Linked DNA regions of Homo sapiens: region 2 is linked to region 1. A link is a loop called in an ENCODE intact Hi-C map of the cell type or tissue named here. Cell type or tissue: lower leg skin. All regions are shown on one strand. Each heading gives the region's core, and the rest is flanking DNA. Links, peaks and the distances in the headings are about the cores only. Region 1 holds the start of LOC124904212 (a long non-coding RNA gene). Region 2 has its middle 240 kb from the start of LINC01364.

Region 1 (4,406 bases), core at 214-4,213:
GCCAGTTGTTTATACTTCTACCTATGCTCAGAGAGACAAATACTCCTCGAACTCCTCTAGCCTAGCAGGAAAGTTGTCTCACTCATTTCTTGTCTTCAGCATCACTCACAATGTCAGTATTAAGTGAATAGATGTTTTAGAGTTAATTGCTCCCCTACATAGACAAAAACATTCTTGAATGTTAGGACATCTAACTCTTCTAATGTGTCTGCATGTCGGTCAGAGCCCACATCCACATGGCAAAATATGAAGAAGGGATGAGTCTATCATTCAATCAAATGATCAACCTCTTGAACAGAAAGAGGCAAGACAGAATAGCAACCCCCCAAAATAAAATGAGAACAAAAACCAAAATGTCTTGCCACAAGCTGGTCGTTTATGAGAATATTTGGACAATAATATTAATACCAACAGTATCAATAATAATAATAATAATAATAATAGCAGCTATCACTCAATACTCCATTATGTTCCAGAAACTTTACCAGGTCCTTTGTATATATTATCTCATTTAATTCTTAGAAAATATAGGTACTATTATTTGCATCTTAGAGATGAGGAACATGAAACTCAAAGAAGTCACTGCTATAAAGTGCAAGGTCATGATTTGAACACATTGTGATGTTCCTTCAGGTTCCGTGCTTTTCCCTCAAAACCAAATCTGGAATTTATTCAGGAAAATAAGAAGTTCCTGTGTCTTTTAAAATGGCACTTATTGTTTCACATACTTTGTATAATTACAGATTTAGAGTACTGCAGTGAGTTTTTATAAACTATTTGTATACTTAAAATATACTCTACACCAAACAATGTTGTTATTTTCATGGAATTATTAAGTGTATATCCAATATTTGGAAGCCAAATAAGGTAAGCATTAGCCACATTGTTATTGCTAAGTCTGTTTTATGGAAGGGTGAGCGTGTGGGTGTTGCAGGGTGTGTTATACACAGTTTTAAAACAATGCAATTCTTGAGCTTGATGCTTATTTTTCATATAGCTCCATGTTTAAACTAAAGAAGAAAGTCCTCAAACATATCATTTATATTTTAAGCTAGCCTATTTCCTTTCTTATGAAAGACAAATTGGGAAATATCTGAAGTATTATATGTAGCAGCATCAATTTCAGGTGATACCTATTAGAAATGCATGTAACCTTATTATGCCATTATACCAATAAAAAATGGGTATAGAAAGAGTAAAACACTAAGCAAATAATCTGTTCTTTACCTAAGTTCACCCTGAAAGATGTATCCTTTCTGATTCTACATCTTACTACAACCTCCTAATGCAGTTTGTGTTTATTTATTTGTCCATTTCAGAAAAAAAATGACCAGTAAAATGACTAATTGTTAAAAACAAACCAAATATATTTCAGAGGCTCTGCCAATGTGTAATGCCTTCTAACACTGGCAAAAACTATCAGTAGAGTAAATTTGAAATAACTGTTTTCTCTGCAGAATGCTCAATGCTATTCTCACTTGCCCTCCTTTCTTGAATCCTCCGCCTCTATACTCCCACCCCGGAAAAAAAAAAGCAAAACAGATTACAGTAAATTTTGGCAAGGAATTCTATTTGCATCATTTTCTTAGAAGTCACGTGCTTTGGATTTCCTCTTGTTTATGATATATTAAAATGCCTCCCAGATGTTTTTAATTATAAAAAAAGTTTTCAAGAAAGCAGAGTAATTCATAATAAAATTTCCTCTTTTTTTAATGGCCAATAAATTAGTATAGTCCAGCTTATCAAACTGCTCCATAATTCTGAGGTGACCTGTTTAAAGAAGGTCAGGCATTGAGTTAGACAGCTCGATTTGGGCAGAGGGAGAGTTTTACCAAGAACACTTTCAGTTCCTGTTTCCAATTGAGGCTGCTCCCTGCCTGGGGCCTACCCTAACGCAAAAGCCCATTGGCTAGAATTGCTTAAATGTCCCATACAAATATAAACACCTCGATAGTGCTGGGAAGATTAAAGGAACAGCTTATTGATATTGTATATGCTCTTGTTTGGATGTGTGACGGGGAAGACAGCATTTAACTGCTGGTATGCAATGCTGAACCTGGACTGCATGAAGAGGTTTTCGTTCACTGATGTTGGATGTGTGCCCAGACTGCCATAGTAGAATTTAGGGAAAACACAGAAAGGAGGAGAGACACAGAATGGTTTTTGGGAACATCCATGTGGGGCAGAAGAATAAATACATGTGAAGACCATGTTTCCAGAAATGAAATGACTGGCCACTGGGCAACAGTTATGAGTCCCCCAAATCCCTTCCTGGTCCTCTCCATTTGCACTTGAAGGTAACTGTTCATCTTGATGTTGATTCGGGGTAGGAGTGAGATTGTAACTGGGGCTGGGGGCAGTGGCTCACGCCTGTAGTCCCAGCACTTTGGAAGGCCAAGGCGGGCGGATCACGAGGTCAGGAGATCAGACCATCGTGGCTAACACGGTGAAGCCCTGTCTCTACTAAAAAAAAATATAAAAAACATTATCCGGGAGCGATGGCGGGCGACTACTGTAGTCCCAGCTACTCGGGAGGCCGAGGCAGGAGAATGGCGTGAACCCGGGAGGTGGAGCTTGCAGTGAGCCGAGATTGCTCCACTGCACTCCGGCCTGGACGACAGAGCGAGACTCCGTCTCAAAAAAAAAAAAAAAAAGGATTATAACTGGGTTAAAAAAGAAAGAGGACAGGTCATGGCAAGAAGAAACCCGACATCATTTTGCCTGTTTTTCTAAGCTTAGCAAGGAGATGAATGTGGTGGGGTTTTTGTTTTTTGGCTTTTTAACTAGTGTTTCTGAAAGAGAAATCTTTGTGGATTGTGGACGTGGCGCCTCTTAAAATGTACCTGCTGATCATCTGTCATATGGGATAGACCAAGAACCTTTGGAAGTACTGATTTTATGGCTCACAATGTGTATTTAAGTTTAAATGGGACTTTCTTTGGTTTAACTCAATGGAGGGCTTTCTGGTTACTCTCTCATCACCCTAACCCACTTCATCCCTTTGTCTGTAACTTTAAGCATATTTGCCAAATATGAGCAAATGTATTCATGATGATAGCTTTATAGAGGCATTTTATCAAGTAGGTGTCTGTAGGAAGTGGTGCTTGAGGAAAAAGAAAGTGAGGCAGTGTAACAGATACAAACTAGTCAGTCAACCATTATTTATTGAGCAACCACAATATACACAGAAGAAAAAGTCCTATAGAAGAGGGAAATGGAAAGAAGCTTCTTTGGACAAGGGTAGAGGGGCAACAGAGGAAAGTCCTAGGGTATTCTAAAAGCCTGCCAGCTCAAAGGTGAGGACACTAGAACTTACGGGAAAGAAGATGGGGGTTCCCGAGAGAGAAGGAAAGATCACCAATGGCTCAAGGAGACTCATCTTGCTTCACGCATTTAGGACTTTGAATTTTACAAGCATGCATAACATAAATACCAGATGGAGACAAAATGTTATTATTTCTGTGGTCAGTATGTGCCTGTTGGTAATGAGCAGAAAATACTACAACAAATGAACACAGTGTGGAGTTATCTATTAACAGCGGCATCATCTGAAGTAAGAAAGGAACTGGGTTAAAGAAATTACCATTGTCATTTTTCTAGTGGTCACTCATGATAGCCAGTTGATGCAATTTGAATTAAAATTTTAAAAGAATCTTTGGAAAATGTCACATTTGGGAAAAAGATGGTAAACAAATGCATCATGTAAAAGAGGATGAGTTAGGAAACTTCCATCCTTAGTGAATTGATGAGACTTTTGAAGTTACCGAATAGCATCAACCTAATGAATGGAGGTGAAAAAAATGTGGATTGAGTGGCTCAACAACTCCTTTTAACAAACATTTATTTCCAATTTACTATGTGTTACGCAGAATTTTGGGTGCTGCTAAGAAAAAAAGATTACCAGTGTCATTAAAGCAAGAATTCCTTTGGCTGTTTCAGCCAGCAGATGCACCTGCTGATGTAGCTTCAGCCAAACGACATCTCCCTTAGATATAAGCAGCCCACTCTAATAGTTCAAGTTTTCATCTTTAGGAGGAAATTTCAGTGGAGCAAGGAGGGAAAGAAGGGCAACTCCTCAGCCCTTCTGACTTGCCACATCAAAGCTATAGTCCACGGAGAATAAATGCCCTAACCAGATTTGCATACAAACAATATGCCCACATTGCCCAGGACATAGTCCTGGCCCTACAGGAATGGATTGTTTTGCATTTCAGGCAATAGTCGCTCAGAAATAACCTGAATGTAGCTCAGGCTACATCTTTCTTCTCCTATCACTTCCTCCCTACACCCCCTGCTCTCTCCATTCTTGGCACGCTGGCTTTTTTGCCATTCGTGGAACTCACCAAACGTGCTGCTCAGGCTGGTGCCTCTGTGGTTCTTTGCCTACTAGATATCTGTGTGGTTCA
Region 2 (4,406 bases), core at 136-4,135, 220 kb after region 1:
CTCACCCCTCTTTTAAAGATTACAGGAACAGTAAAGGCTGGGCTCGGTGGCTCACACCTGTCATCCCAGCACTTTGGGAGGCCAAGGCAGATGGATCACGAGGTCCAGAGATCGAGACCATCCTGGCTAACACGGTGAAACCCCGTCTCTACTAAAAATACAAAAAATTAGCCAGGCGTGGTGGCAGGCGCCTGTAGTTCCAGCTACTTTGGAGGCTGAGGCAGGAGAATGGCGTGAACCTGGGAGGTGGAGCTTGTAGTGAGCTGAGATCACACCACTGCACTCCAGCTTGGGCGACAAGAGAAAGACTCTGTCTCAAAAAAAAGAAAAAAAAAAAAAAGATTATGTGAACAGGAGTGGATGACTAATTCAAGACAACTGATCCTCAAGTTGGCCAATACATGGGGCCTGTTCAAAAAGATGAGCTGGACCTATCAGAATCTCAGTTTTCAGATATGAATTAAGAGATAAAAATAATTTTCCATCCCTCTATAGGACTTTCTGTTTTAGTCCGACAGAGTTTAAAGGACAAAAATAATTTTTCATCCCTATGAGAGCTTAAACTGAAAAGTCATAGTTTGATAAGTGGAAGTGGGATGTGAGCAGAGAGAGGCCATGATTGCCAAGTATAAATTGAAGTTATAAAGGAATGGAAATTATTATAAACAGGAGAAACAGGCCAGTGGAGACAGGGAAATGGAGCAGATGGCTGAGGAAAAGCAGAGATGTTTTGGGAGACCTCAGTGAACACTCCTAGTCTGCCTCCCCTGCATTAGTTCTCTCCTCAGAAACTCCAGTTTTTGTCTGGGCAGCCGTGTGATTTTGAGTATGTGATTCCACCCACACCACCATGTTTTACCAGGGCAAAACAGTGACCCAGGCTAAGCCAAAAAACTCATATGTCAACCGGCCACAGGATTGGCTCAAGGTTGTTAATGTTATTCAAGCAATCGTACTGCATATCAAGACTTCCATCAGGAATGCTAGAAAAGATACTCTCTCTCTTCCCAGCTCACATAGGGAAGTATATTTCTGAGAGCTACTGGTAACCATTTTGGCATCACGAAATTAGCTAACCTTAGAATGAAGCTGATACCATGGAAGGAATAGCAGAGACACAGAAAAAAAAAAAAACTGGGTTTTGGTGGTATTTTGGACCTGCTGGATCAAGTCTCATGAAATTGTAGATTTGCCTCTTATATTTTTTCTTTTTTATTTTAAGTTAAACCTCTCAGTCTCCTTTATTGTTTAAGCCAGTTTCATTGGTTTTTTCTTACTTCCAAACAAACGCACGCTGACACAGCAGAGGACAAAAGCCTGTCTCCAGAAACTCAATTTCTATAATCCCAGTTTAAATTCCAGTTTGTTTAGCCCCCGCAAATAAACCCTCTTTATAAAGGTAACCTAAGTGAATTTCTGCTTGTTTAACCCCAGGAGCTAATCTACATGCATAAATTGATTGTGATTTGATAAATCATTGATAAAAATATGATTGTTTTTATCAATAAAGATTGATAAATCATTATTAAAAACATTACTTTTATGTTTTCTAGATGGACTGTGTTCTGATATTCAAATGTCTTATATTTCTCATTTTAATCTGGAATCCAATCATCAAAATGTCCTTTATTTTAATTATTAGCTGATTTCTTTATTACTTAAAATGGAATGTCCTATGGCAAATTATTTTAGAGAGTTTAAAACTATAGCTTCCCAATAAATTTATTCATTAAATTCTAAAAACATTTTTGAAAATAAACAAAACTACTTAATATAAAGTAATTCAAGGTTATAAATTCAAAAGTGAAATTTACTCCTCAGACTTTCCATACCCACTTCACAGGTGTCATTGGAAAGGTAAGCTTATGTCCTTCCAGGCTTTTGTCAATACACATATGTATATTTCAAACTAACAATGGAAACAAAGTACATGCTGTTCTTTAAGTTACTTTTCTTTCTTTATTCATGAGTACATTGTGTGCATCTTCCCACATCATTCTTATTCATTTTTATGGCTGCATTATATGCCATGGCTGCACCATGATATATTTTAACTATTCTCCTATTGATAAAATTTGGGTTGCCTTCATGTTTTTATAATACAAATAATGTTACAATGAGCATTCTTTTATACATTTTCTTATATGTTTGTACAGTTTCTTTTGCAAAATAATTTTTAGAGAGTGAAATGTTGGTTCAATATAGATGCTTATTTTAAATTTTGATAGATTCTGCCTAATCACCCTCCAAAAAAAGTTGTACCAATTTACACTCTCATCAATAGGATATGAGAGTGTCCACTTTGTTACTCTCTTATCAACACCATCATCCAGGTATTCTTTTTTTTTTTAAGACAGTCTTACTCTGTTGCCCAGGCTGGAGTACAGTGGCATGATCTCGGCTCACTGAAACTTCTGCCTTCTAGGTTCAAGCAATTCTTCTGCCTCAGCCTCCCGAGTAGCTGGGATTACAGGTGCGCACCACCATGCCCAGCTAATTTTTGTATTTTTAGTAGAGGCAGGGCTTCACTGTGTTAGCCAGGCCGGTCTCAAACTCCTGACCTTGTGATCCACCCACCTCAGCCACCCAAAGGGCTGGGATTACAGGCGTGAGCCACCGCACCCAGCCTATCCAGGTACTCTTTCAGTCTTCATCATTAGATCTCAGTCTTAAGCTGTAATAGTAACAGTAACATCTTGAAGTGTAGGAAGATTCCCATAACAAATACAGTACTAACCAAATAATTTTTTTCAGTAAAGTAGGAGTAATGTAATAGTTATTTTTAGGAATTCTAGACAAAACTTTTAAGAAAAAGTCAGTTCTGGATACTTAACAATGCCATGATAAAAATTACATAATGTTAAAACAAAGTGTGACTTTATAACAGACATTTGTCATTCCCTCTATAGATTGTTGAGGCCTGGACTCTACTGTCAGTCCAAAACGAAAGGGAACATAGTACTAGAAGGCCTAGGCAAGGCAAGTAGGTGAGATAAAGAAATAAAAGACACCCAAATCAGAAAGGAAGAAATTAAATTGTCTCTTTTCAGAAGACATGATGTTACGTATTAAAAACCCTAAAGACTCCACCAAAAAACTGTGAAAACTAGTAAGAGAACTCAATAAAACTTCAAGATTTAAAATCAGCATACAGAAATCAGTGGTGTTTCTATATGCTAACAACAAACTATCTGAAAAAGAAATCAATAAAACAATCCGATTTACAAAGCATCAGAAAGACAAAAAAAAATGTTTAGGAATAACTTAAACCAAGGAAGTAAAAGAAGTGTACACTGAAAACTATGAAACATTGACCAAAGAAATTGAAGAAGACACAAATAAATGGAAGAATAGCCCTGTGTTCAAGGATCAGAAGAATTAATATTGTTAAAATGTCCATATTACCCAAAGTGATCTATAGATTTAAGTCAATCCCTACAAAATTTCCAAATTTGTTTTTCACAGAACTAGAAAAAACAGTTGTAAAATTCATGTGGAATCATAAAAGACTCCAAATAGCCAAAGCAATCCTGAGCAAAAAGAACAAAGCAGGAGGCATCACACTACCTGATTTTAAAATCTACTGCAAGGCCATAGTAATCAAAACAGCATGGCATTGTCATAAAAATAGACAGCTAGACCAATGGAACAAAATAGAAAGTCCATAAATAAATTCACACTGGTCAATGGATTTTTGACAATGTGACCAAGAACATACAATGGTGAAAGGACAGTCTCTTCAATAATGGTGTTGGGAAAACTGGATATCCACATGCAGAAGAATAAAATCAAATCATTATCTCACACTATATAGAAAAATAAACTCAAAATGGATTAAAGGCTTAAATATAAGATCTGAAACTGTAAAACTACTCAAAGAAAACATGGGAGAAAAGCTCCATGCTGTTGGTCTGGGCAATACTTTCTGGCTATGACCCCAAAAGCACGGGCAACAAAAGCAAAAATAGAGAAATGGGATTATGTCAAACTAAAAATATTTTCACAGCAAAGGGAACAATCAACAGAGTGAAAAGACAGCATACAGAATAGGAGAAAACATTTGTAAACCATACATCAGAGAAGGAGTTAATATCCAAAGCATATAAGGAACTCAAACAACTCAATAGCAAGAAAACAAATAATCCAATTTAAAAATGGGGAAAGGACCTGAAAAGACACTTCTCAAAAGAAGACATACATGGCCAATAGCTATATTTTTAAATGCTATACTGAAATCATTAGGGTAATGCAAATTAAAACTACAATGAGATATTACCTCACACCTGTTAGAATGGCTATTAATAAAAAGACAAATGATAAGTGTTGGCAAGGATGTGGAGAAAAGAGAACCCTTGCATGCTGTTGGTGGGAATGTAAATTAGTATAGCCATTATGAAAAACAGTAT

The links. Peaks named below come from ENCODE experiments on the same cell type or tissue, not always from the same donor. Only the 100,000 strongest peaks of a DNase experiment are listed, where the experiment ranks them.
Region 2: a loop joins it to region 1, with 8 times the contacts of the local background. A loop is called at or near these places in 1 of 110 quality-filtered maps.

The regions. Positions count from the first base shown.
Region 1 is chr1:87,824,296-87,828,701 of GRCh38, reverse strand. It overlaps LOC124904212 (a long non-coding RNA gene), which reads left to right and starts at 1,788. Exons shown (of 2, transcript XR_007066209.1): 1 at 1,788-2,297. In lower leg skin, for the core only: no CTCF peak of the experiment used is centred there; a DNase peak (open chromatin) is centred at 1,882.
Region 2 is chr1:87,605,049-87,609,454 of GRCh38, reverse strand. No RefSeq gene overlaps it. Among named protein-coding and RNA genes, the nearest start is that of LINC01364, 240 kb to the right of the region's middle. In lower leg skin, for the core only: no CTCF peak of the experiment used is centred there; no DNase peak of the experiment used is centred there.